Linked DNA regions of Homo sapiens: region 2 is linked to region 1. Evidence: read pairs that join two places in POLR2A ChIA-PET (ENCODE). Cell type or tissue: GM12878. All regions are shown on one strand. Links, peaks and the distances in the headings refer to the core of each region. The heading gives the core; the rest is flanking DNA.

The links. Peaks named below come from ENCODE experiments on the same cell type or tissue, not always from the same donor. Only the 100,000 strongest peaks of a DNase experiment are listed, where the experiment ranks them.
Region 2: POLR2A ChIA-PET joins it to region 1 with 17 read pairs; 2 of 35 experiments call an interaction of 5 or more read pairs at or near these places.

Annotation. Positions count from the first base shown.
Region 1 is chr5:143,014,377-143,029,595 of GRCh38, reverse strand. All of the region lies in intron 12 of ARHGAP26 (Rho GTPase activating protein 26), which reads right to left. Among named protein-coding and RNA genes, the nearest start is that of ARHGAP26-AS1, 150 kb to the right of the region's middle. RefSeq lists enhancers at 7,601-7,690, 9,371-9,580, 10,001-10,050. In GM12878, for the core only: no CTCF peak of the experiment used is centred there; DNase peaks (open chromatin) are centred at 5,625, 9,225 and 10,219; H3K4me3 peaks cover 2,084 bases; H3K27ac peaks cover 6,252 bases.
Region 2 is chr5:143,224,889-143,240,107 of GRCh38, reverse strand. It overlaps ARHGAP26 (Rho GTPase activating protein 26), which reads right to left. Exons shown (of 23, transcript NM_001135608.3): 23 at 11,101-15,219. Among named protein-coding and RNA genes, the nearest start is that of ARHGAP26-IT1, 40 kb to the right of the region's middle. RefSeq lists an enhancer at 10,480-10,539. In GM12878, for the core only: no CTCF peak of the experiment used is centred there; a DNase peak (open chromatin) is centred at 9,887; H3K4me3 peaks cover 672 bases; H3K27ac peaks cover 4,374 bases.

The sequences.
Region 1 (15,219 bases), core at 4,459-12,458:
CTCTACAAAAAGGTTAAAAAAAAATTTGCTGGGCATGGTGGTGTGAACCTGTGGCCCTAGCTACTCAAGAAGCTGAGGCAGGATGATGGCTTGAGCCCACGAGGTTGAGGTTACAATGGGCTATGATCATGCCACTGCACTGCAGCCTGAGCAACAGAGTGAGAGCCTGCCTCAAAAAAAAAAAAAAAAAAAAAAAAAAAAAACTGAGAAGTAAAGGATTTCTAACATGGATGGATGGATGGATACAGGAAATTGTCGAGTTGCTGTGAGCAGGCCACTTCAGGGGCATGTTCTCACCACAGAAATTTATGCAATTTTCCAATGTGATTTGCTCTTTATAGAGCCTGGTTGGCCTCCCTCATTCTGAATTTAATCAATTTCAACACCCTTAAAAGCCATTGAGAAAACCACCCACATTGAAATGAACATAAATTCCACCTGAAGAATAATTTCCAATTTTCACACACACAGAGGGAAGACTAGAAGGGCTTGCCTGTTTTCCCCTAATCATGTGAAGCCCCAGGGTTGCCAGGGCTCCCTGGGCTGTGGCCCCTGGAAAGCTGTCCTCATGATAGCAGCTCTCAGAAGCTTCAGTGGGGCCCAGGAAAGGTGGCCAACTGGTTCTTAATTATCTGGGTGTGCATTCTCTATTGTGGAGGTTACCCACAGCCAATTTTTAATCCCAGATCAGCACTCCAGGGACCCCCATGCACCATCCCTACACCAGACTATTCTCTGCCCCCTGGCTGGTATGTTCAGGGAATGTGAACTAACTTTAATATTAACTAAAGTCACACAGACAGAATTGTAGGTAGTGGAAACTGAATGAGCTATAAAGCCAGACAGACCTGGATTAGAACCCTGCCTCAGCTACCTCTGGCTGGATATGACCTTAGCTTCACCTTTTTGAGGCTCACCTTCCTCGCTTGTATAATGGGGATAACTCAACAGGATGCTACGAGGGTCAAATGAAATGTATAGCAACTGGGATTTACTTGGTATTCAATACATGATCATGACCAATATTACCTAGTATTACCAATATTAGAATGTTACTATATCCTAATATTTGAATGAAATCTTCCAGTTGATGAAATACTTTTCATATTCAAGTTCATGTTATCTTTATGATAACCCCATAGGGTAAGTCTTGCTACTCTTCTTACTCATAACTACTGTGTTTTCACACTAATGAGTGTAATGAGGGATAATACATTACAGTTTATAAAATAAATTAATAAACTATAGTTTATTTGATTTTCCCAATATCTCTGCTAAGTTTTTATGATGAGGAAAGCCAGACTCACGTTAAGTGGTAACAACAGCAATGATAACCGTGGCTAACACTTACTGAGCACAGACTACATTGCTCTGAGCTACACAGTTAGGTGCATCATTTTCTTATCATCATCATCATCATCATCATCATCCGTATTTTGTAGATAGGAAACCTACGCTCAGTCAGGTTAAGGAATTTCTGTAAGATTATAGCATCAGTGAGTAGTGGAACCAAGATTTTATTTAACTCAGTCTGACTCTTGGGCTCATCCTCTTCTACTCTTTGCTTTCTGCTAGAGACAGTCAGAAAGGAACTGGGGGCTGTGGATCAGGTTCTGTGGATCCTACCATTTCTATTCCAGTAGCGGCTCTCAACTCCAGTGAACAAGAGTGCACTTGTAGAAATGCAGATTCTGGGCCCTCTCCCGGCAATTATGCATCAGTACATGCGAGAACCCCACTTGGAAAAACACTGTACTATATACTAAGCAATTAAGATTATTACCACCAAAAACAAACAAAAATGACTTAATTTAGTCAATTGCCAGTATCTATACCACATTCCCTGCTGGACAACAACTATTTGCCAGTGCTATGCATCTTAATATGGAATGCTGGATTGTTCCACTTTGGCATATGGGATGATTCCAAGAGGTTCACAAACATTTCTCAGTTATACTTTTATTTTAATGAATATTAGAAATCTACTGATTTATCACACATAGCAAAATATATTTCTTTTTTAAATAAACTGAGGTAAAAAATGGATGAATTGGTTTAAAACCAGTAAGCAAATTAATAATAAAAGTAGTATATGTATATATTTAAAAAGTCAGCCAGGTGCAGTGGCTCATACCCAGAATCCCAGCACTTTGGGAGGCCGAGGCAGGTGGATCACTTGAGGTCAGGAATTCGAGACCAACCTGGCCAACATGATGAAATCCTGTCTCTACTAAAAAAAAAAAAAAAGAAAAAAAAATTAGCTAGGCATGGTGGCAGGTGCCTGTAATACCAGCTACTTGGGAGGCTGAGGCACGATAATCACTTGAACCAGGAAGGTAAAGGTAGCAGTGAGCCAAGATTGTACCACTGCATTCTAGCCTGGGTGACAGGGTAAGACTCCATCTCAAAAAAAAAAAAAACACAAAAAATCATGAAGGTGACAGAAATAATAAATTGGGGAGCTCAAGTCCTAATGTGTCCCCAAACATGCACTATGTTCAACCTGGCTGAAAGAATGAGATGGGAGAGGACCATATTCTACCTGTAAGATATTCTGTTCCAGTAACATCATCCTTGATCTTTGCTTTCTCTCACACCCTATATCCAATTCACACACCACATCCAATCCATTAACCAATCCTGTCACTAATAACTTAAAACCGTATCCAGAATCTAACTACTCTTCACCATATCCATTGCTAATACCTTGATCCAAGCTGCCATCATCCTTTGCCTGGACTGCCTGCAGCAGTCTCCCAGCTGCTTCAATTTTGCCCCCACCCCCCACCCCCACCCACCCCACTACGGTTTATTCCCCACCAGCAGCCAGAGTCATCTTTTAAAAACATACATCAGCTCATGTCATGCACCTGATCACAACTCTCCAGTGACTTCTCTTCACACTAAGAATGCAGTCTTATCTCCTGGCCCCACATGGTCTAGCCCCAGCCTACCTGACCACTCACCCCCAGGGCCTCCTCCCATCCGGGCACCACTGTTCTTCCTGATATTCCTAGAACACAAGTAGCTCACGTCACCTCAGGGCCTCTGCACATGTTGGTCACTCCATCAATAACACTCATCTACCCACTCCTGACACGCTTCCCTCCCTCCCTTTGTTCAGATTTCTTCTCAAATGTCACCTCTTTAGAGAGACCTTTCCTGCTCCAGGTATCTAAAATCACTCCCTTCTCCCTTATCCTCTATCCACCAGCCCTTATTTTTGCAGAATACTCATCTCTACCAGAAATTATACCTTTATCTACTTGCTTACTCTTTGTTGTCAATTTCTTTTCATTGTATATGCTCCATGAGAGCAGAGACAATCTGCCCTGTTCATGACTAATCTCAATAAATATGTCCTGAAAGAATAAATACAATCCATGTTTTCACCAGCTGAAAACACAAGGAGCCGACAGGCCAAAAGTCTCCACATTCCAGGAGCCTTGAATAGTGACAGGTGGCTGCATATATTGGTACCTTCTAGAGTTCAGGCCCCTGCAGTGGGAAGCATGAGACAAACAGGTTTGACAGAGATCTCATTCATACCCTGACCTCAAAGCAAGAATACTGCTAGTCAGACTTTTCTTCCCTAGCCTACCAGATACAAAGGCATCTATTTTTTTTTCATTGTTTCTTGAAAACAAACACACAGAAAAATAAGCTGAAAGAGACATAGAGTAAAGTAAAATAGGTAGCAGGAACAGAAACAAAAATCTGCCTGGATGGGAATAAACCTACCAGCTCTCAGCCACAGTCAGGGGAGGTTCTAAAGAGTGTTCCAATTCTTGGCAAAAGACAGGCATCCAGGGTGACAGCACGTAGGTTCTTGCACAGCACAGGCTGAGGACTATACATCTGCCTGGGATGGAAGGAGTGTTTCTTTGTGGGTTTCTACTTCTGCAATCTCCTAGTCCACCTTAAAATTCCAAATCAGAATAGCAGCAAAAGAGCAAGGCTTAATGCACACTGCAGTAACACTGACCAGCTTAATCAGGACCATTTGTCTCCTACATGGGGATCTGGACATTCTGAGAATGAATTACACAGTGGCCTCAATTCCCTTCTGCCTTAAGGCCCGGTGGTTTTGCACTGATTTCTCAACCGAAAGAGATCATCATCAGCTTTCTGAGGGTGGAAGTGTTTCAAACAGAGAACCAACTGCCTCTGCCCATCAAGGTCACTTTCCTGCCTTTACCTATCTGTCTTCTTACCTCGAAATGCTTTAAGAACAATTTGTTGGTCACAACAAACTCTGAGGCAGCGAAGGGCAGGGAAAGAGAGGGCATTCAGAATCAAAGGCCTAAGATTTGAGCCCTGGTGTCTCCACAAACTGCTTGTGTAAGCTGGGCATACTTCACCTCTCTGACCCATTCCCCTCACATATAAGATGCAGGTGTTGTGAAAATCAAATAAGGCAATGCCCGGAGGAACTTTAAAGAGACTGTACAGTGCCACGTTTTTATATAAACGGGCTCTGGCTTTGGATAATGATGACATTATTGGTAATAAGAATAAAGCGCAACATTTAATCATTGCCGATAATACCAGGCACCATTGAGCAAAGGATGTCCATCCTAATCTCATTTATTCTTCCAAAAAAACCAAAGATTTAATTATTAAAACTATTCCCACCTTCAGACAAAGAAACTGAGGCTTGGAGAAATTAATTTCTCAAAATCACACACTCAGTAATTCTTGAGGCTGGGATTTCAAACCACGTGTGGAATACTCCAGAGCTAACACTTCTAAGCACTACTCTACCCTCTGCTCAATCTTACATGCCGATTGTGAGCTGCAGGCTCTGACAACTCTGATCAGTGCAGGGAGTGACCAAGTTTGCCCTCAGAATGAAGTCTCAGTTTTCACATCTGTAAATGGGGTCAATAATAGTATCTAGCTCATAGGGTTCTTAGGAGGATCAAATGACATAACGTATATCAAGCAGTGAACATGTTGCCCACTCCCCAGTATGTACTCAATAAACATTAACCACAATAACTGGAAGCCTGTACTCGGTGGCAGTGGGGGAAATATTTTAGTCTCTGTCTCAATAACCCCTTGCACTGGGCTTTAGGGGTTAAAGATGTAGCCAGGGACCTGCTCACTGTCTCTTGGCTGAAGCCCAAACTGGGATGGCAACGGGTGGCTCACACCTGCTCAGGCTGCAGCCTGCTGTCAGTACAGAGCCCACATCACTGAGGGAAAGGGGAATATTAGGCCATGGCAGAGGCATACACTGGCTGCATCTGCCAGTCTAAAGCTAGCTGAGAGAGAGGGTAGATTTGTCAAGTGTCTTTTAGGACAAGCAGAAAGGCTTCTGATTATCCATGCAAGTCCAAGGAGTACCACCACCAGTCATAGCTTTGGGGGCCAGGGTCTCATCAAACAAAATAGCTGGGAACTCAAATAATAAAATATCTGCAAAAACAAGCTGTTCCTGCCCCTTCTTCTCTCTCCAGCCCCCTGCCCTCCGAGCCAGGGCTATTCTAGAGCTGGGGTATTACAGCTCAACTAAATGTAATTCAAGCTCAATGCACCACAGCAACTGTGTTGCACAGGCAACTCATAATGAAAAGTGAGGTGTAGAAAGTCAGCACCTAGGGAGAGCTAGAATTATACCACCTCGCCTGACTGCGGCTCAGAAGATGAAAGTGGTGGCCACGGAAACTGCATGCACAGGAGAGAGGAGAAAGGGGAAAGAAAAAGGGTGTGGGGAGGAGGGCAGGAAGGAACGCAGGCAAGGGAGGGAGGCAGAGTGTCTGTCCTCTATCAGCTCAGACCTGGCAGGCCTGGAGAGAAAGCTGGAGGGGATGCTGCACTCAGCTGACTGCCTCGTGGGCCAGTGCATAGGCGGCCAGGCCACTGTGCCCATTAATGCCTTCCACCCTTCTCAGGTTTAAAAGGGGAAATGTTCTATTTATAAGCCACCGACCAGCAGAGGCCTGGCAGCCTCTGGATGGTTCTGATCCCAAAAGGATCCTGGTTACCGGTGGCTGCCTCCTCCTGCCTCTCAACTGTGGGTGTTCTAACAGCAAAAGGCCAAAGGTGACTAGAAGCAAAAGAAAAACAAATCCTCTTTTCTGCCCTCTGCTGCTTTCATGAGACGGTGGATTTTTGGTAATGGCTGAAGGCTTTAGATGTCTTTTAAAAATAGTGGCCCAGGCGATCCCATCAAGGCTTTCCCTACAGTTTTCAAGCCTAAATCTCCTTTTCTGTTTTACAGATCAAGGGAGGCTGAGGAACAGAGATGAAGGAAATGTACAGTCAGAGGCACAACAATAGGAAACAGAGCAATGGTAATGATGTCCCTCCCCATCTCCTCTCCTGGTCCTCAATCTTGTCCTCATAAAACAAGGCAAACCTGAATAAAACGCCATCAGGGAGTTTGCTCTGAATGACGGCCTAAAGAAGGATGAGTGGATGTACAGAAACAACATATAAAGCATTATGTTGTGTTGCCAAATCCCTGTGGGAGAGTGGTGGGCCACACTAAGGGTCTGACCCTGGGGAAGCCAGTCAGTGAAATGCGTGACCCTTGTGCACCCAGCACTGTGCACAGGTGTTTGAGGAACCACTGAGGGCTCTAATGAGGTGGTGCACTAAGAAGGAATATGGGATGGCCCCTCAGCCACAAAGAACTAGAGGGGTTAGATGTTGGAGTCTGATGATGAAATTCCTTCCAGCCCCCATGGGTGGACCACATATGAACAGGATGGCAGAATGGATCAAAGATTTCAAGCATATGAAGTGTTGCAGGAAAAAAATGACCCTGGCAATGAGGCAGGCTAGGGTTTGAGTATGAGCTTCACTACTTCTCAACTGTGCTCCCTTGACCTCTTTAAGCCTGTGAGCTCCTTTGGAAACTCAGTTGCTGTGAACAGCATTTGTACAAATGGCAGCCCATCGTGTGACACTTTCATGCTCCCTCTCAAAACCTCATGCCATCCCATTTAGACTAATTTTAAAAACTTAGCCTTGTGTTAAGCCAAGGGTTAATAAACTACAGTCCCTGGGCCAAATTCACCATTGCCTGTTTTGTAAAACAAAGTTTTACTGGAAAACACCCACACCTGCTCATTTCCATATTGTCTGTGACTGCTTTCACACTACCATAGCGGAGTTGAATACTCCTATAAAAATAAAAATATTTACTATCTGGCCCTTTACTAAAAAAAGTGGACCCCTGTGCTAAGCAATAACATTTGTAAAATCAGGGGATTGGCCAGGCGCAGTGGCTCATGCCTGTAATCCCAACACTTTGGGAGGCCGAGGCAGGCGGATCACCTGAGGTCAGGAGTCCGAGACCAGCCTGGCCAACATGGTGAAACCCCATCTCTACTAAAAATAAAAAAAATTAGCCAGGTGTGGTAGCAGGCACCTGTAATCCCAGCTACTAGGGAGGTTGAGGCAGGAGAATCACCTGAGCCCAGGAGGCGGAGGTTGCAGTGAGCCGTGATCACACCACTGCACTCCAGCCTGGGTGACAGGGGTCTCAAAAAAATAAATGAAATAAAACAAAATAAAATCAGGGGATTTCAGAGAACTTATGTTCCCCCACAATACACATCAAAATAAATACAGAAGTCTAGATGGTAATTTAAAATATACTCTCTCAAATGACCTAGTGTACCACCAGTGGTGTGCACACCCCACTTTGAGAAATACAGTAACGAGGATTAAATGAATGAACACTCATAAAGCACCAAGACTGAGAAACAGTAGCAGGTTGTCTTCCTCCCTTCAAGAGCAGTGTTACCAATCCAGCTGGCTTTTCCTTTCCAGTGGGTTTTTCCTTTTGTTGTGGGAGTAACTGGCCTGGCCAGATGATAAGAGTAATAACCAAGAGTAATTAGGCACTTACCAACTAATGTGCAGATACTAATGTGCTGAACTTTCATTCTTACAATGAGTTTATGAAGCAGGGGTATTATTATCCCCATTTTACAGAAGAGGAAATGGAAGCTTAGAGAGGCGCACCACCTGTCCAAAGTTCTACACCCAGGATGCTATTCTACACCAGCCACACATTACTCCTCCATGCAAACCCTCTCTCTAATCCACGTGGCGGAATCTACCCAAAGAGAATGATCTGAGATACGTACAAAGGCTGATGTACAAGGCCAATAACTGATGAAATTAATAACTTTTGAAGCTATTATGAATAACATAGGCCAATGTTATTTGTAATACCAAAAACCTGGAAAGAGCATTAGTCTAACAATGATAAATGATTCAACAAATTAAGATATAGTCCAATGACAGAATATTAAACAACCATGACAGGTGATACTTCTAAACATTTCATGACATCAGAAAATGTCTGTAATTTTTAAAGCAGAATACAACAAGCATATTCAACATAATGCCAGTTAAATTAAAATTCATACTGACATTGACAAAATACATACAAGACATCATTTAAAAAAGGCAAGAAGGAAGTATCTCTGGGAATAATATTACCAATGATTTTTGACTGAATGTTTCAAAATCATTTTGCTGTATTTCTGTAATATTCTACAATGAGTTCATATTTCCTTCTTCAATCACTGCTCTTCTCCCCACCTCCCAGTGTGAATGACAAATTGGCAAACTGCAGTGGGTTCTTCAGCATTTTTATTCAAATATAAAGGATTCTTATAAAAGCACTAGATTAGGCCAGGTGCAGTGGCTCACGCCTGTAATCCCAGCACTTTGGGAGGCCGAGATGGGCGGATCATGAGGTCAGCAGATCGAGACCATCCTGGCTAACACGGTGAAACCCTGTCTCTACTAAAAACTACAAAAAAATTAGCCGGGCGTGAGGGCGGGTGCCTGTAGTCCCAGCTACTTGGGAGGCTGAGGCAGGAGAATGGCGTGAACCCGGGAGGGGGAGCTTGCAGTGAGCGGAGATCATGCCACTGCACTCCAGCCTGGGCAACAGAGCAAGACTCCATCTCAAAAAAAAAAAAAAAAAAAAAAAAGCACTAGAGCACTAGATTAAAAACAAACCACAAGGAAAGAAAGGACTAGGACTTGGATGCAAAGAGGAGGAAGTGTTATATTTTTTCTTCTTCTGGGGAGGAGAGAAGGGAGGAAATTTCCATTTTTCAAGTGTAGCTCACTCTCAAATCCATGAGCTCTGGGCATGTAGTCTGCACCCTGGGTACTTCTGTAGATGGTTTGAATATGACATACACCCACACGATGTAATTGGGCCATCTGTCTATTGTTCCCCTGTGGTCTGAACCTCCACAGCAGATCACATGAGCTTTAAAGGTAGAGACAGATGTGTGTTCTAGTTATGAGTGTCCTTACCTCTCGGTACTCATATATCTCAGTGCCACCTGCCCTTAAGAACTCCCAGAAGGCTGGGCGTGGTGGCTCATGCCTATAATCCCAGCACTTTGGGAGGCCAAGATGGAAGGATCACGTGAGGCCAGGAGTCCAAGAACTTCTAGAGGCATTCACTGAAGGAAGAGCTACAGGAAGCCTGGACTCCTGCAGTTTCATCCGGCACAAGATCCAGGTGGGAGTAACAGGAAAATGTTGAACAAGAGTGAGAAGTGGAGTGAACTACAAAATGGCATTCTGAAAAGCCAGATGGCCAGTGTTAAGCCAGGTCCTGACATGCATGAGAAGGCATGCCTGCAGCAACTTCAGCATATTCCTTTCAACATAACCCGATTAACCTATGGAATCTGAGTTAATACCCACATTGAGGAAAGTGGCACTATAAAGTCAAGATTAGGAGACTGAGCCCTCTCTGCCTCAATCTGTCAGACTTCAGCCTTCAAGCAGCTGGAGAAACAGTGGGAGGGCAGCATTCTTGTAAACAAGCTAATCTTTTTAGAGTTAAGTAGGCAGTGACATTTGTTATTTAAAACATCAAACTTGGAAAAGACCAACTCACACTGTAAGAGCCTGCCCTTCTCTTACTCCCTTGCACTGGACTGGTGTGTTCTCTCTGACAAGTTCTCGGCTTTCTAACCTTCCCTCAGGTGGGACGGCAGGACAATAGCAGCCTGAGCTGAGAACAGGCCTCTCATCCTGCTTCCAACCTGGACTCATTACAAAGAAAAATGAACCAATTCTCATAGTCTTTGGGGAGTAAATTTTATAACTCCCTAAAGATATTCCCTACCTTGTACCCAAAGGTAGGGAACAGCAAAAAGACAAAAAGACATCGAGAGATACAGCAAACGGGGCTGCAGCGGGTGAGATGGGAGAAATGGTTCTTGCCCAGGGAAGTCTTGTTCTTTGTAATAATGAAAGGGACGAATCAATGACAAGTATCAGATAACTAGGTGACTGACACTGGCAGTGACCACTTCCTCAAAAAAAAAAGCTTAAGAAGAAACAATATCATACTTTCTTCTTCTTTATTACCAATACTCCCTTTTTCCCCTTCCCTTCTCTACTAGGTAAGAGTTTGACAAATTAGAGAATCTGGTGTCACTGATATAGATTCCTGACATTCTAGAAGCAAATCCAGGAAGGGTCCCCATGGGTAGCAGGGCTGGCAAAATAAAATATTGGTTTTTAAATTTAGTATTTAGGGATTAACTTGACCAGGAGCACACACGATCTCTAGGCAGAAAAATAAAATCCTAATAAAAAACACTGGTGGTCTGAATAAATGGAAAGACATTCAAAACCCTTGGAAGACATGACTTAATATTACAAAGGTGTCAACTTTCTCCAAATAACCTGTATGATTCAATGCACTCGCAAAGAAAAATTTTATTTTAGGGGAAACTTCTTAAACTTATTATAGAATTTATACAGAAGGATAAAGACTCATAAATACCCAAGTCAAACCTCAAAAGGGAGAATAAATAGAGGAGACTTATATAACTAGATATTAAGAGTTGCCTCAAAGTTATTATTAAAAACAGAGAGGTATTGGGACAAAAACAGCTACACAAAAAACCTGAATAAAGGGCTCAGAGACAGAACTAAAATATGCAAACCTAAAATGCAAGAACACTGGCACTACAAATCAATCGAGGGAAGAATGGATAGCTTAGTAGATGTTGATAGGAAAACTAACTCTTCCCAAGGATAAAAATAAGAATGGATCTTCATGGAACATCTCATACAGTGGTGGAAATCAGCTAGATTAGAAACTTAAATGTGCAAGACACACTCATAAAGCCAATAAAAGAAAACATAGGTACACATCTTTGTGACATGGGTCATAAAGGCCTTCTCCAAAACACAACTTGAAAATCATAAACAAGAAAGCAAAAAAGAGATGATTTGAATATATAAAAGGGCTTTGAAGGATTTATAGTCAAAGAAGGATACCACGTATTAACAGACAGATGACAAGATGAGAACATATTTAAACTGGCTAAATCTAACAAGGGATTAGTATCTAGAATCAGTAGGAACTTTTTACATATCAAAAAGAAAAGATGGTAACTGAAATAGAAAAATGGGCAAAGGACATGAATAGGCAATTAACAGAAGAGGAAACCCAGTAAACTAACAGGCCTATGAATAGATGCTCAAATTCATTAATTACCAGAGAAATGCAAATTAAAACAACAATGAACTATCATTTTACACCTATCAGACTGGCAAAAAATTAGAGAGCTGAATACTGGTGAGAGTTGGCAGGAATGGAGAAATTTGCATGTAGGGTTGGTGGGACTGCGGATCGACCACTCTGGAGAACAATACAAGAGAGTGCTTAAACTAAGTATATGCATAGCCTTTGTCCAGCAATGCTTTGGGTGGGTGTATCCCAGAGGAATTCTCACACAGGAAGATATGTACAAAGATGTCCATTGTGGTGGTGTGAGTACTGATGAGGAGTTGGAGGCATGAGAAGATGGAGTACATCTCTACAAAAACAGATACAAAGTGCTGTGTACCACAAATTATGCAGTAATCAGAAGCCACAGCATAAAAGGACACAGAGGAATACGAATGGCTCCTGACACAATGATGAGGGCACAAAGTAAGAAATAAAACAAGACCCAGAACCATTTATTAACACACACCATTTATCAAGAACACAGGAAGATAAAAGACACACATTTTAGAAAAAAGAACTAAAAGGGAATGGATGAATAAATAAAATGAAACGAAAGAATGAATGAATCAAGAAACCTGTGCTGATAATGTGCCATGAACAGGGGAGTGTGATGAATTCATCTCTCTAAACCTGAGATCCAAACAGAGCATAGAGAAGAGGAGAAGAAAAGGCTCTGCAAAGAAATGTACATATATTTATCAGCTGCCATCCTCTCCCTGGCAACTGGGTCATTTGGAAAATACCAGCAGCTGACAGACATTACTTATGGCCCTGTCTTATACTCCACAGGCACCGTATGCCCTGAGAGAAACTTCGAGATGAAAGCAAACGAATTCAGAAATTCCCTTTTGTTAACTGCTCCTTCAGAACATTCTGGCTCTCTGATAAAATGTTTGCATTGAAATTCCCACCAAAACATTTCCTAGAAAAGAAAATGCCGGACATTTGGAATTTGGACTCTAGACATTTGGAATCTGGTTAAGAAGAGCAGTGTCTCACTCTTAAATTCATATCAGATTGGCTTCATATCTTTAAAAGAGTTTAGATTGTGTCATAAACAGAAGGAGTGTTGCAGAACAATCAAGACCCAGAGCATTAGCGCCACCTGTGGTAGATGAGCCTTATGGGGGGTTTGCATTAAATTGTAAATTACTGCAATCAAGAGATACAGTAAAACAACCCCACCAAGGAGGGGAAGCTAAGAACCTGTACCATGTGGGAAAGGGTCCAAACTCAAAAAAGGGTGAGGAAGCACTAAACCAGACCATCACACTGGTTTGCCAGCTTAGAAATCAATCAATACCCTAAAAAAACAATTCCTATTTAAATGACTCCTGAAAAAGTGGCCAATTTTTTTTTTTTTTTTTTTGAGACAGAGTCTCAGTCTATTGCCCAGGATGGAGTGCAATAGCACGATCTTGGCTCACTGCAACCTCTGCCTCTCAGGTTCAAGCGATTCTCCTGCCTCAGCTTCCTGAGTAGCTGGCATTACAGGCGTGTGCCACCATGCCTGGCTAATTTTTGTATTTTTAGCAGAGACAGGGTTTCACCATGTTGGCCAGGCTGGTCTCTAACTCCTGACCTTGTGATCCGCCCGCCTCGGCCTCCCAAAGTGCTGGGATTACAGGCGTGAGCCACCGTGCTGGCAAAAGTGACCAATTTTTTTAACCCATCTTTTTACCTCCTGTGTGCTAGATGAAAGGGTAATGACTGAAGAATCATTAGACACCCAAGGCAAGCAACTCTCTTTGCTCTGTGAATAATGAGGTGCAAAAAGCAAAATGTCACAACTGCTTATATTTTCCAAAATAAAACTGTTTGTCTTATTCTTTTCTTGAGGGAGGTCAAGTAATGCATGTTATTATGTATGTTGTTCTATAGCCTAATTTTTTTAAAATTTCAATCATTAACAAACTATCAGCACAATTTCTGCAAATAGATCCAGCCCTCTCTGGTTCTTTCTAAAGGCTGTGTATTACTCCTTAATTTATTTAGCCAACTCCCTATTTGGTATTTAGATTGTCTCTCATTCTTTGCTATTATCACCAACGCCCCAACAAATTTATTTGTTGTACAAACTATCTTTGCACTCTAATGATTTCTTTAGGATAAGCCATTGGGGAGTTAGAGGGTGGTCACTTTTTTAAGGATTCCAAAGCATATCCTCGAAATGCCTTAAGAAATGTCAGAACCAGTTGGGATGCCCACCACTAGAACCATGGTTGTCCTTCAAATCTATTGGGATTTATCCCAAGTAGAGAGATGTAGGTTCATAAGGTCACAAGTTAAAAGTAAACTTCTGGCTGGTGTAGGGGGAGGTCTCCATTCACGTGCCTCTCCTCCCCCACCCCACCACTCTTGGGTCCTTTATTATGGAGGCAATGTGTCCCAGGCAGGGCCAGGTGTGAGTATCTGTTAGTGTAGCCTGCTTGGCATCCATCCCCTCTGGTCCTGATGGCTTCCCTGATTTCCCTCTGGGAAACTACTCTGTTCCCATTTTTTGCAGCAGTCTTGAAACTCTCAATCAAAATGTACAGTTTTTCCCTGGGTGGACCCAAATTAGACCAACTTGTTGCCTGGAAATCTCAATGTTCAGAAAGGTGAGGCAAGGACTACAAACAGTTTAGAGCTTTGTCGTATTATCCAGAAGACCCTTTCTCACCGGGTTCCTAGGTCTCCAGAACTCATCTATTCTCAAGCCTAGCTTTTCAGCTCCTCTGACCTTACTATGAGCTACCATACAGCCTTACATATTCCTTCATTATTGTTACTGTTGTTTTTGCCTCAGTTAGTCAGAGTTGACTTCAAGTGTTCTAAAACAATCTTACCTAATTAAGGGTGGGGTAGGGTGGAATTACTTCTTTGTTTCCTTGCATATTTACTTGAAATTTTTCCCTTGCTCATTTTATTTTTTTTGGAGGTGGAGGGGAACATTTTTTTTTCATCTCATAAAGGCCTCTCAACCTACCCACAGCAGGCATTCCAAATTATTTAATATTTCATACAAAACTCCTGGGTAAAAAATTATATTTTGAAGAGAAAGAAAGGGGGGGAAAAATCTCTGTCCTGTAATGGCTTTCACAAAAAAACAACTTCATCCTTTGGTCCACATGGAGAGGCACTGTTCTACTGATTTTCCTAACACAACTGGAATTCACAGTAGGGCAACCTTTAAATTTTTTCTCAAGTGGATTTTACAAAGCAAGGTGACAGGATTTCCTTTGTACTCTTGCAGCAACCTGGAAGGATTTTGTTTTTTCTCCTATACACCAAGGAGATAATCAGCCCAAACATTCTACCAGTTGCAGGTTCATTTTAATCCCATTGCCTTTACAAGGTTACAGGTACCCTTGGAAATCATGATTAACCAGAGTGCTTACAGGCAGCAGCAGGGCAAATGCACTACAGTCTACAGAGGCTGCCCAGGGACACTTCCATTAGAGAGGAATATTACCATAGAATTCATCTCCATTCTTTCCTCCCACAAGAGACCACAAAGAAAACAGTTACTAAGAAATCACCTAACATAGTTATTGCCTCTCCAGTCCTTTGAGCGAGACCGTGCTGGAGGCAACAGCAACTTTGGCTTTCCCACAGGATAAGGCTCTCCAGGAGTTGAGTATTGTTGTATTAAGTAACTTTTAAGTGGTGACGAGCTATAGTCTTAAGACCTACGATTAAAGGAGATAATGTAC
Region 2 (15,219 bases), core at 6,567-14,566, 210 kb before region 1:
CAGTGCAAATAAACAAAACCCAGCTGTTGATTCACAGGGCAGAGTACTGCCTGCTCTTGGGAAAGGTGACTCTGCACCTCTCTAGTTCTACACCCACCCCACCCCCGTTCCCACATGCCCACCCTCACTTAGGTGGAAACCAGTCTAGGCTGTATGGAGCCAAGTTCAGGTGTCATCTATCATATTAACACCCAAGTAGACTAAGCAGTGGTGTGCTAGGAGGTGTTTAAAAACGGGCTGGGGCGGGGGCGGGGGTGGGGGTGGGGGTGGTGGTGGAGGGCTGATTTGTAGCACTTGCTGATTTTGGTGGTATAAATAACTCCCACCATAGCCAGTTTCAAGCTGGCTCTGGTGACCTGAGATGAGCCAGTTCCAGCACACCAGGGACTCTAAGTATAAGATTCATCAGCTTCAGCTGGGGCTACCACAGGGATGGGGCAGAGAAGCAGAACTTACTCTGCCGCACAGCGGATGAATGGGGCCAGTGCCACATGGTCAGCTTAGGCCTCCAAGGAAAGAAAATCACCGTCCCTGCCTCTCAAGATTTTCAACCTTTTTCCCCTGGCATTTGAGAGGAGCAATGTGGCAGAGGGCTTGAGATTGTTCACAGTCCTCAGGGCCCTCAGGTTTGCCCTTAATTGAAAACCATTCCAGGTATTACCAAAGGAAAGAGCTTAAAGTAGGCTGAGGGAGTAAGAAGTTGTCATTTCTATTTGGCTCTCCCTGCAACATCCTTGCTGTGTGTGTGTGTTTTAAGAGCAATGGCTAATGTTAATAACAATAAGACATTAAGGTAGTTTGTGGAAATTAGTGGCCAGCCCAACTCCTGCAAGTTTCTAAACCTGTTTTTCCCAACCCTAGCAGGAAAGGGAGGGGGCACAATATCCACACTCCTTCTCTCTCCTGGTGTGAAACCTCAGGGTGGGCACCCCAGTTCTGGAGCTCCAGACTGAGGGTAAAAAGCCCAGAAGCTGAAAACTGTTTCTCTACCTGACCTTGGGCTGCCAGAACCTCTGGCTTTCCCCATTGCCATTTGGGACCTATTATGGCTCTAGAGAGGGCTTGATATGGTTTGGCTGTGTCCCCACCCAAACTTCATCTTGAATTGTGGCTCCCGCAATTCCCACATGTCATGGGAGGGTCCCAGTGGGAGGTAATTGGATCATGGGATTGGGTCTTTCCCATACTATTCTCATGATAGGGAATAAGTCTCATGGGATCTGATGATTTTATAAAGAGGAGTTCCCCACACAAATTCTCTTTTTGCCTGCCACTGTCCATGTAAGACATGACTTGCTCCTTGTTGCCTTCTGCCATGATTGTGAGGCCTCCCCAGCCATGTGGAACTGTGAGTTAAACCATGAAACCTCTTTCTTTTGTAAAACCATTAAACCTCTTTCCTTTGTAAATTACCCAGTCTTGGGTAAGTCTTTATTAGCAACGTGAGAACAGACTACTACAGGGCTTTCTGGTTGTAAGGAAGAGAAGTCACTCAAATTCACCCAAATACTATGAGGTGTTAATTGTAAGGATACAGGGATCATCTGGGATCCTAAAACAGAGCACAGAACACAGTCCTTCTAGGAAAATAGAAAGCTGTTCAGGACTGAGGCAGCTTTTTGCTTTCTCTGGTTCTGGTCTTTTCTTTGTGCACCAATCTCTTGCCTCTGCAGATAGGCCTCTTTGTGTCTTAAACTTGTACCCAGTGCAACATGACCACCAGTCCTAGCTGGATATCAGGAGCTCTCATCTCATGCACCCATCTCTAAGGACAGCTTCCCTCAAAGGTCAAACTCACAGGAGCAAAAATCTGATTGGCCTGCATCATGTGTTTAAGCCAGACCACTGGCATTTTGATGGCCTCTGGCTTGGGTGTTGTATTAATTCTTGCACTGCTGTAAATGAATACCTGAGACTGAGTAATTTATAAAGAAAAGAGGTTTAATTAGCTCAAGGTTCCACAGGCTGTATAGGAAGCATGATGGCTGCTAGGGAGGCCTTAGGAAACTTTCTATCATGGCAGAAGTTGAGGGAGAAGCAGGCACATCTGACAAGGCCAGAACAGGAGAAGAGAGAGAGATGGGAGGTGCTACATGTTTTTAAACAACCAGATCTCCTGAGAACTCATTCGCTGTACAGACCAAGGGGGAACGATGCTAAACCATTCATGAGAATTCCACACCCAGGATCTAACCGCCTCCCACGAGGCCCCTCCTCCAATTCCACACCCAGGATCTAACCGCCTCCCACGAGGCCCCTCCTCCAATTCCACACCCAGGATCTAACTGCCTCCCACGAGGCCCCTCCTCCAACACTGGGGATTACAGTTCAATGTGAAATTTGGGCAGGGACACAGATCCGGACCCCATCAGGTGTCTACTCGTGTCTAGTCCTTTCGGCCATGGCCAGGGAAACAAGTGGGGAGAAATGGATGACACCTGATATGTAGGGTTCTCCTTTACAGTGGTAATGGGCAGAACCCATAGAGCCCCAGGTGACTCCCAAGACTGGCAGGCTGAATGCAGTAATGGCTCTGCAACAATTTAGGAAACATCAAGACATTGCCAACTCCTTCCACAAATTGAAAAAAACAATCCATATTGTGATACTATATTATTGACTTGAGGGCAATGAACTTTATAAAGCACATTAATAGATGTCATTTAATCCATACAGCCTTAGAAGGGAAGTGTTCTTATGTCCATTTTAAAGATGAGTAAACTGATACTCAAAGAAGAGGAGCGATTACCTCAAGATCCCATAGAATCACACTTGATGTCAGGTTCTCTGTCTCCTCACAGAGGAGCAGACAATCAAGTGGGACAGAGGGCTGGTGCAGAAATCACCCTTGAGTTTATCTAGAGCTGAGGATTTCTATTGTAAGTGAAAGAACCCAATTCAGATTGCTTTGAGCAAAATGAGAATTTATTGGCTGATGTAGTGGAAAAGCTCAGGTGCATCTGGCCCAATGGCATGGGTGCTGCTATTCTTTGTCTCTCTCAGCACTGCTCTTAAGCCACCCAGATCTCAGGCAGCCTCCTTCATTGAGGGGACAAGATAGCCACCAGCAGTCCTCATGGCTCCAAATCTAGCAGACCAAGTCTCTCACCACTACCTCTCTAAAAAATCTAGAATGTTGATTCTCCCTGGACTTAATTAGATCTTAGGTTCATTCCTGAATCAACCAATCACTCTAGTTCAGTGGACTTGATGATCTCATAGGCCAGACTGGGTTCATAAATAAATCATTGTTGCCACCTAAACCCATGGGATCTGAGGGGTAGGGGGGGACCTCCGTGAAGGAAAACAGATGCTGTTACCAGAAGAAAGAGTAACGGATGCTACACAGGCAAAAACAACAGATATTTCCTTGTGGTGGGAGAAGTGGAGGGCATGTGAACCTCAGGAACACAAGTGGGAGACAGTTCCTAGCCTTGGGTGTGGATACAAGTAAGGACCCAATAAATAATAGAATGAAGGAATGGATAGATGGATGTTGCTTCAGGCGGTTGTAATATGATGAAGAGTCGGTGCTTCTGGGACATGAGTTGCATGCAGGGGCATTGGAGAAGAGGTTGGGGCCATACTTGGAAAAACCTTGAATGCTATGCTAAGGAGCAAGGATTCTCTCTCTCTCTTTTTTTCCCTCTTTTGTTCCCTCCTTCCTTCCTTTCCAGGCCACAAGGAGCTTCTGAAATTTTTTGATCAGAGGTGTGCCATGATCAAAATTTGGAGCAGAAAAAAATCCCTTGAACATTTTGAAGTGCTGTACTTAAGTGAATGTATTATCTCTTGTGGGCCAGGAGTGCCCTCCTTGCCAGTGAAGGTGTTCCTGCAAGATTTGGAATCCCTGGCTGGGAGCGGTGGCTCACGCCTGTAATCCCAGCACTTTGGGAGGCCGAGGCGGATGGATCACGAGATCAGGAGTTCGAGACCAGCCTAACCAACATGGTGAAATCCCATCTCTACTAAAAATACAAAAATTAGTCGGGTGTGGTGGTGCGTGCCTGTAATTCCAGCTCCTTAGGAGGCTGAGGTGGGAGAATTGCTTGAACTGGGACCTGGGAGGCGGAGGTTGCAGTGAGCCGAGATTCCAGCCTGAGCAACAGCGCGAGACTTTGTATCAAAAAAAAAAAAAAAAGAAAGAAAAAAAGGAAAAGAAAAAAGATTTGGAATCCCTTTATCTGGCAGTCCTTGAAACAAGAAAAATGTGAGCACGGCATGGAGGAAGAGCAGCAGCAGGGTATCTGAGATTAGACATACCTAACCCCTTTCAGGGCCTCCAACGAAGCTGTCCCACCTCAGTGAAGGTGAAGGTCTGAACTGGGTGCCCCCAGAGTGTCTCAGACTCATGCTTGTGGGATGGTTGAACAGGTTTGGGTGCGGCCTCCAAGGTGTGTGAACATCTTTCTGAACTGAGGAGCACTTTATGCCATCCAATTCCATGTCATGATCTGGGCATGATTTATTGCCATTCTTTATTACAACTGACTGAGGGGTCCTTTGTAAGAACTCCAGGGTGAAATGTCTCAACACTGATGCACCCCTGGGATGGGCCAAATCATCAAGTGACGACTTGAATCAACTGTGGTTGGGAAAGTATTTGCAGAGGCCTCTGTATGACACAATTCCTCCCTATTCTTATGAGATCCAGTCATGGCTTTTCCTGGCCCAGAATGGAGAACGAGAGTCAGTATTTTAAAAATAAGCTTTGCTTCCAGAGTGGAGGAAGGCATAAAGTCTTTTCTTTCTGTTTTTCTTAATTTTTTTTTAGACTGTCTCACTTTGTAGCTTAGCTGGAGTGCAATGACATGATCACGGCTCACTGTATCCTCGACTTCCTGGGCTCAAGGGATACTCCTGCCTCAGCTTCTCAAGAAGCTGGGACTACAGGCATGTGCCACTGTGCTCGGCTAATTTTTACATTTTTTTGCAGAGATGGAGGTCTCACCATCTTGCCCAGGCTGGTCTCAAACACTTAAGCTCAAGCAGTACTCCCACCTCAGCCTCCCAAAGTGTTGGGATTACAGGCATGAGCCACAGCACCTGGCCTAGATTTTTCTTTTAGTGAAATCATTCCAGGATTGATCAAAGTGGGACACTGTTTGTCCATTTTATATTGTAATGAATATTTCACATCTTCTGCTTGCTATCTGAAACAACTTTTCTGAGAGGTACCCTATTAAAATCTCAGTAAATAGTCAACATAAAGTATAGGAGCCTTTATACTGGGCCTCTAAACGAAGACAAGTGGCAGACAGTGTTCATGCTGAGGAGACATCGAGGCTGGGGGAAAGAGCACTTACTATTCTTTCCCGATAGGATGAATTCCTCTGCTGTGTCCTGTATACCATTCCCCAGGACAAAGCCCTGGCACTGGGGACTTAACTAGGCCCTGTGCCCATTCCTGAATCAATCAATCACTTTGGCTGGGTAGATGTGATGATCTCATAGGCCAGAGCAGGGTCACAGGTTCACGGTTGGATCACGGGTTGATGCCAGCTCACCCAAACCCATGGAACCCAAGGTGAGGGGAGAGGCAGGGTGGCTCCCCAAAGGAAAACAGAGGTGCTGTTACCAGAAAGATGGGTACTGGATGCCAAGCAGACAAAACAAAAGATATTCCCTTGGGGTGAAAGAAGTGAAGGACGTTTGGGGAGTGGAGCTTCTGAGATCGTTCCCAGAGTGAGAATAGTACGGGAATTAAGAGCGTCAAGAGTATGGGAGTTAAGCGTTAAGCTCTAGTGTCAGCCCACTGGGGTTGATTCTCTGCTCTGTTATTTATTAACTCTGTGACTTTGAACAAGTTGCCCAATCTAATGTTTGGCTTCTTCATCTACAAAATAGGGTAACAACAGCACCTATTTCATGAGCTGATTTGAGAATTAAATGAGACTAATGTAGAGCAATTAGTACAATGCCCATAACATGGAAGTGCTCCATCAATGAGACAGACTTCATCACTGGCCTCTTAACATGCAACAGTTTAGCCCCCTTCAGGGAGTGTAGGAGACTTGAGTGAGAGTCTTGCTCAGTAAGCCCACCTTAGTTGACTCCCACTATTCCTGTGCCCTACAGATACTCACCCATCATCTGCTTTGAGTCTTCGTGCTCTCTCTGCTAGCTCTGACTTCTTTAAATCTCATTAGGCTCAAGAGGGGGTTCAAATGCCATGAAAATGATCTATTTTTAAGCATTAGAAGATCGGGTTAGAAACACACTGGTTCTCCCAGAAGAAGACACACGCTCATGGGATTTCCCTGGCAATCCCATAGAGCCTGAAGGTCTGTTGTCGGCAGCTGGATCGGGGTGGAGAAAGGAGCCATTTTCACATCGTTAAGTTTTTTTTTTTTTTTTTTTTTTTTTTGAGATGGAGTCTGGGTCTGTTGCCCAGGCTGGAGCGCAGTGGCGCAATCTCGGCTCACTGCAAGCTCTGCCTCCTGGGTTCACACCATTCTCCGGCCTCAGCCTCCCAAGTAGCTGGGACTATAGGCACCTGCCACCACGCCCGGCTAATTCTTTGTATTTTTAGTAGAGACGGGGTTTCACCATGTTAGTCAGGATGGTCTCCATCTCCTGACCTCGTGATCCGCCCGCCTCAGCCTCCCAAAGTGCTGGGATTACAGTCGTGAGCCACCGTGTCCGGCCTCACATTGTTAAATTTTTTAAAAATTTCACATTACATATTTCCAGCCAGCAAAGCACGGCTGGGCCCTCTGTGGGGGCTGCCTCCATGCCACATCCCCAAAGATGAAGTGACTGGCCAACACTTGCAGCTGGAGTCCCCGGGGCTGCCCAGGGAATGAGGAGTATCTGCACAGAGCTCAAGAAATGGGGAACTATTCACCCAAGATGAGTAAGCAGAGGGCTCCTAGAAGGAAAGAAAATTTTTAATCCAAACATTTCCTGCTCTTATTCCTGCCACTGGAAAACCAAAGCTGAGTGTGTGCCAGAGATTGTGCTTTCTGAAGGGCTCACTGCTGAGAAGGGCAAAATGAGGTTGTCAACATGGGTTCTGCAAAGGGAGGAGGCTGATGTGGGGGATGGAAGAACCAAATCAAAACCAGAAGGAAAAACTGCCACGAAATTTTAAAGTGATCACGTGTGATGTGATTATGCATTTATGTAAAATTATGTGTGTGTATCTATAAATAAATTTGGAAGTTTTAAAAGGTCATATGGTCCCAGCACATTGGGAGGCTGAGGCAGGCAGATTGCCTGAGGTCAGGAGTTCGAGACCAGCCTGGCCAACATGGTGAAACACTGTCTCTACTGAAAATAAATAAATAAATAAATAAATAAAATACAAAAATTAGCTGGGCATGGTGGCTTGCACCTGTAATGCCAACTACTCAGGAGGCTGAGGCAGGAGAATTGCTGGAATCGAGGAGGTGGAGGCTGCAGTGAGCTGGAATCACACCACTGCACTCTAGCCTGGGCAACAGACTGAGACTCCATCTCCAAAAAAAAAAAAAAAGTCATATGGGCTGTAGAAGCAGAGAGACCTGTGTTTGAACTTTAGGTTCACCGCCACCTGGCTTGTGTGACCTCCCTGATCCTCAGTTTTCTCATCTATAATTATAGATGATTATAGAACTTCATTCAAATGTCTTGGGGATTCAGTGATTAATATAGTACAGCGTTAGGTACCTAGTTAAATGTTAGCTAATATTGTCAGTCATTGAGAGAAAACAGAGCCTAAAGGCTAACAGGCGGGGTGGGTAAGGGTGACTAGAGTTTTCAATTCTCCAGAAAGCCCTGACTCCTCATGTTTCAGTCACATTGAAATCATACCTAACCACCCAGCCACCTCTCTCTCTCTGCTCTTTCTCCCCACTCCCACCTTCCCCATTTCTCTCTCTCCCCCCTTCATTCTTGATCCTTGCTGTCCTTCTGCTTGGGACATGTCTCCATTTGCCTAAGTGGGAAACTCTTCTCTATCTTTCAAGGTCCATCTTGAATGCCACCTCTTCCGTGAAACTTTCTCTGGTTCCTATTTCCCAGTAGGAAGGATGCCTCTTCCTCATCGCACTGCACTACCTGCCACACACTGCTAGTATGGTCATACCACATGGCAAACGCTGTTCCTTGTATATTTCCCTATGGCAGAAGCCAATTTTGAGTTCCCTGAAGACAGAGATCATGTCTTACACTTCCTGGTTGTAGCAGCTCCGGCATGGAAGAGGTGGTCAATAACTGATGGCTGAATGGAAACATAAAAAATCGAGGGTGATTGCTCTCAATGGGCCATGGCCAGTTACTCCCCACTGTAAGGAAAAACAGAACGGAAATGGACTTAAGCTGCCACATGGGAAACTTCAGTCAGACCCAAAGAATTCCCTCAGTGAGAGTGTTAGATATCAGACCAAACTCCTGTGGGACAGTGTGGAATTTCCGTGAAGGGACTTTACAAAGGAATACTTCTTTTATGTTTGGGGGTGATTCTGATGTGGTTTTGCTTGAAGGCAGGCCCTTTTCACATAAGGTTCATGAAACAACCCCTAAGTAACCCAGATGACAGCACAGGGTCTCGGGCTCTTGGTCAGCTGCTTCTCCAGATGGTTTCTTGTGCCCAGCACCAGCCAAGGAGGCTGGGAAAGAATGTGGCTGTGTGTGCCTGAGTGGAGGGTGGGAGGTCTTCCTCCCACAAGCTCCAATCCCAGTATGTGAGCAAATGGTGCGTTTTGCCAAGGGTCACAAAGTTACCCTGTGTTCAAGTACCCAAGTGTAATAACATGCAATTTCTTTCTTCCAACTATAACTGTAGAGTAAAACAGGGAGGAGGAACTGCCTTCTAGTGCAGTGCTTTCCCCACTTTTTTTCCCCTTGGTCAGCCCACCCAGGGGCTATGAGCACCTGCTGCATGCCAGCCCTGGGCTGGGTACTGGGCAGAGATGAACAAGACCTGGTCTCTGTCCTAACTGAGCTGTTTATTAAGAGCAAGATGGGCCTCAAACATTTGATGACAAATCATGAATTAATTATAGGTAGAAAGTACATGAGGGAGAAAAATGGTGTGATAGGAGAAAAGGTGTAACAGAAAGATGGCCATCCTCTACGGCCATAATTTCAACTTGCTCATCACAGGTGAGGCAAGCATGACTACTCCTTTTCTTTGTCACGAAGATTCAGAAAAGGTAGAAAAACAGTTAATAATTCTTTCCAATAATCTACCCCCACCCACAAATCCCAAAAGGACATCCAGCCACAGTGTCAGAACAAATATTTCAAGTTTACGGTGGGCACAAGACCTGGAGGGTAAGATGTGATTTGGCACCTAAAGAAAGAACCCATGGACTCACGTTTTTACTAATTTGCTGGTTGGCCTGGGGAAGGCATCAAAGCTACCTGGCTTTCAGCTAATAGGAAGTTGCAGCAGGCTTCATGGAGCCAATGACGTAAGAGACGTGACAGATTTACAGTGCGACAGGAGTTGCTAAGTGCTGTGGGATACAGAGGGTCTCCGTGTTGATCATTTCAACTTAAAACCTTCTGGCTTTGGTCCTCACTGTCTGATGTTGACTGGGTACCGCAGGGTGGCTTTCTGAAGGATGCATCCCGGCATGGGCATGCCCCTTCCCTGCGGATGGTTATGCAAAGCTCCTCCATGTGACAAACCTCACCCACCCCGAGCAGTTACCATGGAGGTTAGAGCCTCCCTTGGCTGCTGTGCAGGCTGCAGTCAGCCAACACTGACTAACCCCGCATAGTTAATTAGTGGCAGCTTAGCTTGGTGCTATTAAAAGCAGGGCAAGCCAATGACACTGACACATTCAGGTAGGAGAGAAGTGTGGTATCTGAGTGGAGGTTGGGAAAGAACTGAGAAAATAAGAAATTAGAGCCATGACTTAATTCTCATGAGCAAGCGTGTTTGGGGTCTGAGAAAATCTCTCATCACACTCACTCTCTAACATTTACCTAATTTCAACTGTCAATCAAATCCACTTCTAACCCAGGTGCTCTTAGGACTAATCATGCAGTCAGAACTGAGTGAAAAACACCAAGCAAAACCACAGGACGTGACAGTTTGCGCTCTGCTCTGAGTGGCTGTTAAAAGCAAAACAAAATTAAAACCTTCTGCTAGGAAGGCATGAAAGTTGAAGTGATTGGGAAATCTATTGGAAAGGCCAAGGACAAAGATAAAATACACACCACGTATTTCATTCTCTCCATGAAGGATCAGACATAGATGTACACCATACTCAGAAAGCCTCGCCTAGTTACAGGATGACCCACACATGTGGGACGCTTTGGGTGCTGGGGGAGTTTTCCAGAGGAGGCTGTCAACTCAGTGAGGGCAGCAGCTGCTGCCAGCCTGTGCTGTTCACAGGGGTAAACGAGTGCCCGAAGTGGCAAATGAGGACAAGCAGACAGCTCACATGTGACCCACGCATTTAAATAGCCCCCCTCCCCTTAGAACCAGGACCAAGGGAGCTTCACATCCCTTCCTCCCCTCCCAGGGCAAGCATCTGAAGCCAGAAGCCTCATCCTCAGTCCCCAGAGCGCTGGCTTCCCCATGCCGCCTCCACTGAGCCCATCAGGGAGTCCTCTGTGCTTGTGGCAGAAGCTGGGAGCTCACTGGAAGCCTGGGTCCCAGGCTGCCACTCAGAATGTATCTGGAAGGGACATGATGAATGCGAAGACTCAGTGATCTGGCTTGGCCTGGGACAGCATGCAACAAGCTCTAAACAACAGACTTACAAACCAGCTGTGCTGGGGGCATTGCCTGTGTTCTGGCTCTGATGATTCCATCCTTGTGTTCATGAGGTTTCAGAAAATAGGTGATTAGAAAGTCAAATTTAGGAAGAATAAAACAATATGTATTCTAAGAGAAGAACGTTAGAAATGTGAAGTGGACTATGACTCTTCGGGCTCAATTGTTTAATATGCCTGAGGAGCAAATTCTCAAGTTTCCTAGCATCTGACCTCTTCCTAAATGGAAAGCAAAGCTTCTCAGAGCTCATCAGAAATAAGCACGGTGGTTGTCACCAAAAACCGCAGGAGCCGAGACTTGTGACCTTTGATCATCATGTATATATGCTTATTTGAAGACATATTAAAGCATGTATTGAGTCAAACTCTATCAGAAACTCAAGAAAATACCACCAAATGGAAAAGTCATTTAATTCAAAAATCATACGTCCACTCATTTCATAGGGATTGTCACATAAACCAACCACATGTAAGAAAGCCAAGTTTCAGAGGCCTCTGAACAGAAATTTTGTTTTCTTTATAGATATATTTGGTGACACAAAAGCATTTTTTAAAAGCCTGAACATGGCAACAGGGCTACTAACAGGGACAAAGGTCTATTCTAGTCACAGATTACTTTCTAATTACAGCATTGGATTCTATGCACGAGTCAATAGTCAATACTGAAGTTTAGAACAGTGCGTTATTTTAAAAGAAAACATTAAAGTGCCATTTAATAAGTACTTTATTGATATTATATCACACAGCACTTTACAGTATACTCAAAGATAGCCTAAATTATGAATTAAACATGCAAATATTTTCTTTTCCAAAATGTGGACAAAATGTCTTTTAGAGTGCTTTTGAACACTAGCCTTAGCTACTAAGCATTCATGGGTTTGATCTTTCTTGCGACATGACTTTAAGTAAGTTAACAAAAAATGTAGCTGTAGACAGTAATTGTTTGATAAATATGAACAGTTTTAAAATGGCACTGAATTTACATCTTTAATCATTTTAATAGGCCATCCACAGCCTCTCTTGTGTCTCTAATTCTCAACCTCCGAGTCTTAAAGGCTGTAAAGGCTCAGAAAGTGCCAGCTCATGTGGGTCTCTGTAAGTGTCTATGTCTTCATAGATGTAAATATGTGCTGTATACACACACATACACACACACATAAATATACTTTAGAATCAACAGATGTGCATTGTCAGATACAAGGTTGATTCTGGCATCTGGATAACCAAGAAAGCTGCTTTTAGGTGTCTGGACAACTTTGTAGAAATGGTTGACGTAGAACAGTATAGAATGTCTTAACCTCTCCAGGACTGCTCCAGGTAACTGACATTTTGTTTATCAATACTCTGGTTCTGACTAAAGTGAATTTTGACATGGACATGTCATGTCATGTCATACCCACACAAGGGTCTAGGTCTATGCTAAGCCTTTGCTCTCTAAAGCATTCCACCTTGAGAGACGTTTTCACTCTGTAATGTCTGGCACAACTTTTGTAAAAATATTAGCTGTGAAATTTTTCTGTGATCGCTTTTTTTTTTCTCCTCAGTAAGCATAATATTTATCCTTCTAAAAAAGTATCCAAAGCTCCTTAGGATGGTTCACCTTTCTCTTTCTCTCTAGTCCTGGTGTTACTTTGCATCCAACACTTTTTCCTCTCAATAATACAGGTGCTTCCACTGGAAGACCACATTTCAGCAAGGACTGGCTCTGAATGACACCTGGATTCTATGGCCTTTCCCTCCACTTTGGGAAGCTCTTTAGTTAGACAGGTACTGTAGGCGGCAGGAGAAAAAAAGCTAATTATTACTTGTTGGAGTCTTGTCTCAGGCATGCTGTGGGGCTGTGCAAGATTCGCTGCTCTGCTGCTGTTGTCATTTTGATGCTACAATTACAGAGAGGCGGTTCAGCACCCAGCCGATCGGTGTGGCTGCCAAACACATTTGAGCATGACAAGATAAATTTGTTAGACACCAGCACAGGGTGGGTGAGAAGACATCCTGCTGACTTTATAAAGTGATGTGGGGCAGGGTTGTCGAGGTAAGTGATGATTGTCAAGTTTGCCAGAGATGATAGATAACTCCTTTGGCAGAACACCTAGGTCATTCCTTTTAAAGTCAGGTAGCTAAGAGGCTGTTTGGTTTCTGCAGCGCTGGCTACCTACTTGGGGAACATGGTTGCTCACAAAACATTCAGTACTTGGGCAAACTCTGGGTGCCATGGTGGCCACTGCTGTCTCCGGGAGTGCCATGTCCACAAAACTCAGTCATCCAGACTTGCTTTTGGGAGCAGAAGCCAGAGGATGACAGGTGCCAACAGACAGGCAGGGATCAGGTTATCTTTGGCTTCTTCTTTCTGTCTTTCTCCCCCTCAACTGTGAATGCTTTTGGAGCCTCTGCAGTCAAGACAGAGCTTTTACTGAGACAGCAGTTGCCATTTTCAGCTGATAGAAACTCAGGGGATAGAAGGCCTTCCCTTTGAGCCGCAGGTATGGCACACACAACTCTGCAGCTCTGGGCAAGTGCCTTGGGATGCCCTTGTCACTAGTATGGCTCTGTCCTGCTAATGCCAGTCTGTCAATACTTGATTGTTCATTCTTTCTCTTTGCCTCTCACCGAAAAGCACTCGGTGAGAGGAAATGAACTGATATTCAAAAAGACAGTGTGGTCTGACATAAGAAAACACATATTGGCCGTATAAATACTTCAGACATTAAGCTAAAGACTGGCTCCAATTCTAGGACACCAAGGCAGGCCACAATGCACAGGGTCCATCCCTATATATGTTTATTTTGAAAAACAGGAGAAAAGATCTTCTGTCTTGAGCAAGTCAGGGTTTTACTTGCCTGGGGGCAGGGATTTGAAACCAGCTGTCTTCTCCTGGCATGGCATTCTTTTTTTTTTTTTTTTTTTTTCCTTTGAGACGGAGTCTGGCTCTGTCACCCAGGCTGGAGTGCAGGGGCGTGATCTTGGCTCACTGCAATCTCTGCCTCCTGGGTTCATGCCATTCTCCTGCCTCAGCCTCCAGAGTAGCTGGGACTACAGGCGCCCGCCACCACACCCGGCTAATTTTTTGTATTTTTAGTAGAGACGGGGTTTCACCGTCGTAGCCAGGATGGTCTCAATCTCCTGACCTCGTGATCCGCCCGCCTCGGCCTCCCAAAGTGCTGGGATTATAGGCGTGAGCCACTGCACCCGGCCATGGCATTCTTTAGCTACGAAATTTTGTTAGTAACCTGAAGGAAGAGTGAGAGGCTGACCTTAATACCCCTAAAAGATTCAGGCTATGGCTAAGTGATCCCTGGGTCTTACAAAGGAAACTGGAGGCTACTGGGAAAGCTCAGGGATCCTGGGCCATGGTCTTCCACTCTGATAACCAATTCATTCTCCTCATCTGCCCTAAAGTTTCCTGTTCACACAGAGAGAGTCAGAGGTAGGGGGCATGGATAGGGGAGAGAGTAAAATCTTTAGTCTTCAAGTTCCTTCCTACTCATTGGCTCATATTCTGAAGTTTATCCAGTTTTGTAGCTAATAGGAAGGAGGGGAGCCTGGCTGGGCAAAGGGAAACAGAGAAGCCATCTGTCAAGGGCACCGCACAGCCACAGGGAAGCTGGGGAGGGGGTACCTGAAAGATCCCATTGGCAGCAGCTCATGGGCACTGCACAGACACACGGAAGCTAGGGAGGGAGTTACCTAAAAGATCCCATTGGCAGCAGCTCTGTTTCTCCCGATTTCAAATCAGAGCCAACTCAAGAGGGAGGGACATGCTTCCAAGCAGTGAAGCTGGGGCCAAATGTCTACAGGGATGCTTCGTGAGGCACCCCCAAAGCAAGGATCTTGGCCTTCTGTTCCTCCACATGAGCTCCAGGTAAGTTTATGATGGGACAGATTACAACTTCAAACATCAAATGTGGTCGGCCGCAGCGGCTCACACCTGGAATCCCAGCACTTTGGGGGTCTGAAGTGGGCAGATCACTTGAGGTCAGGAGTTCGAGATCAGCCTGGCAAACATGGCAAAACCCCATCTTTACTAAAAATACAAAAAACTAGCTGGGTGTGATGGCTCATGCCTGTAGTCCCAGCTACTTGGGAGGCTGAGACAGGAGAATCACTTGAACCTGGGAGGTGGAGGTTGCAGTGAGCCAAGATTGCGCCACTGCACTCCAGCCTGGGCCACAGAGTGAGACTCCATCTCAAAAAACAAACAAAAACACAAATAAAAAACCTCATCAAATGTGTTAAAAGCATGATGTTGGTCTCTCTTTGAGAAGCGTAATAGTATGTGAATGCACATCCCCTGAGGCCTCCATTTCCCAAGGTCTTCTTGTCCTCAGGTTCACAGATCTAACCTACTAGTATACTCCCTTTCTTCTCGAGTTTTCCCCAGTGGCTTTCTTGAGTTCTGTCTTGGTCCTGTCCATTCTTAATTCTCATTCCCTGATTCAATGGTAGTGTCTCGCTTGCTCCTGGGTGAGTTCCCGGAAAAGAGCTGTATAATCCTTGAGCTGATAA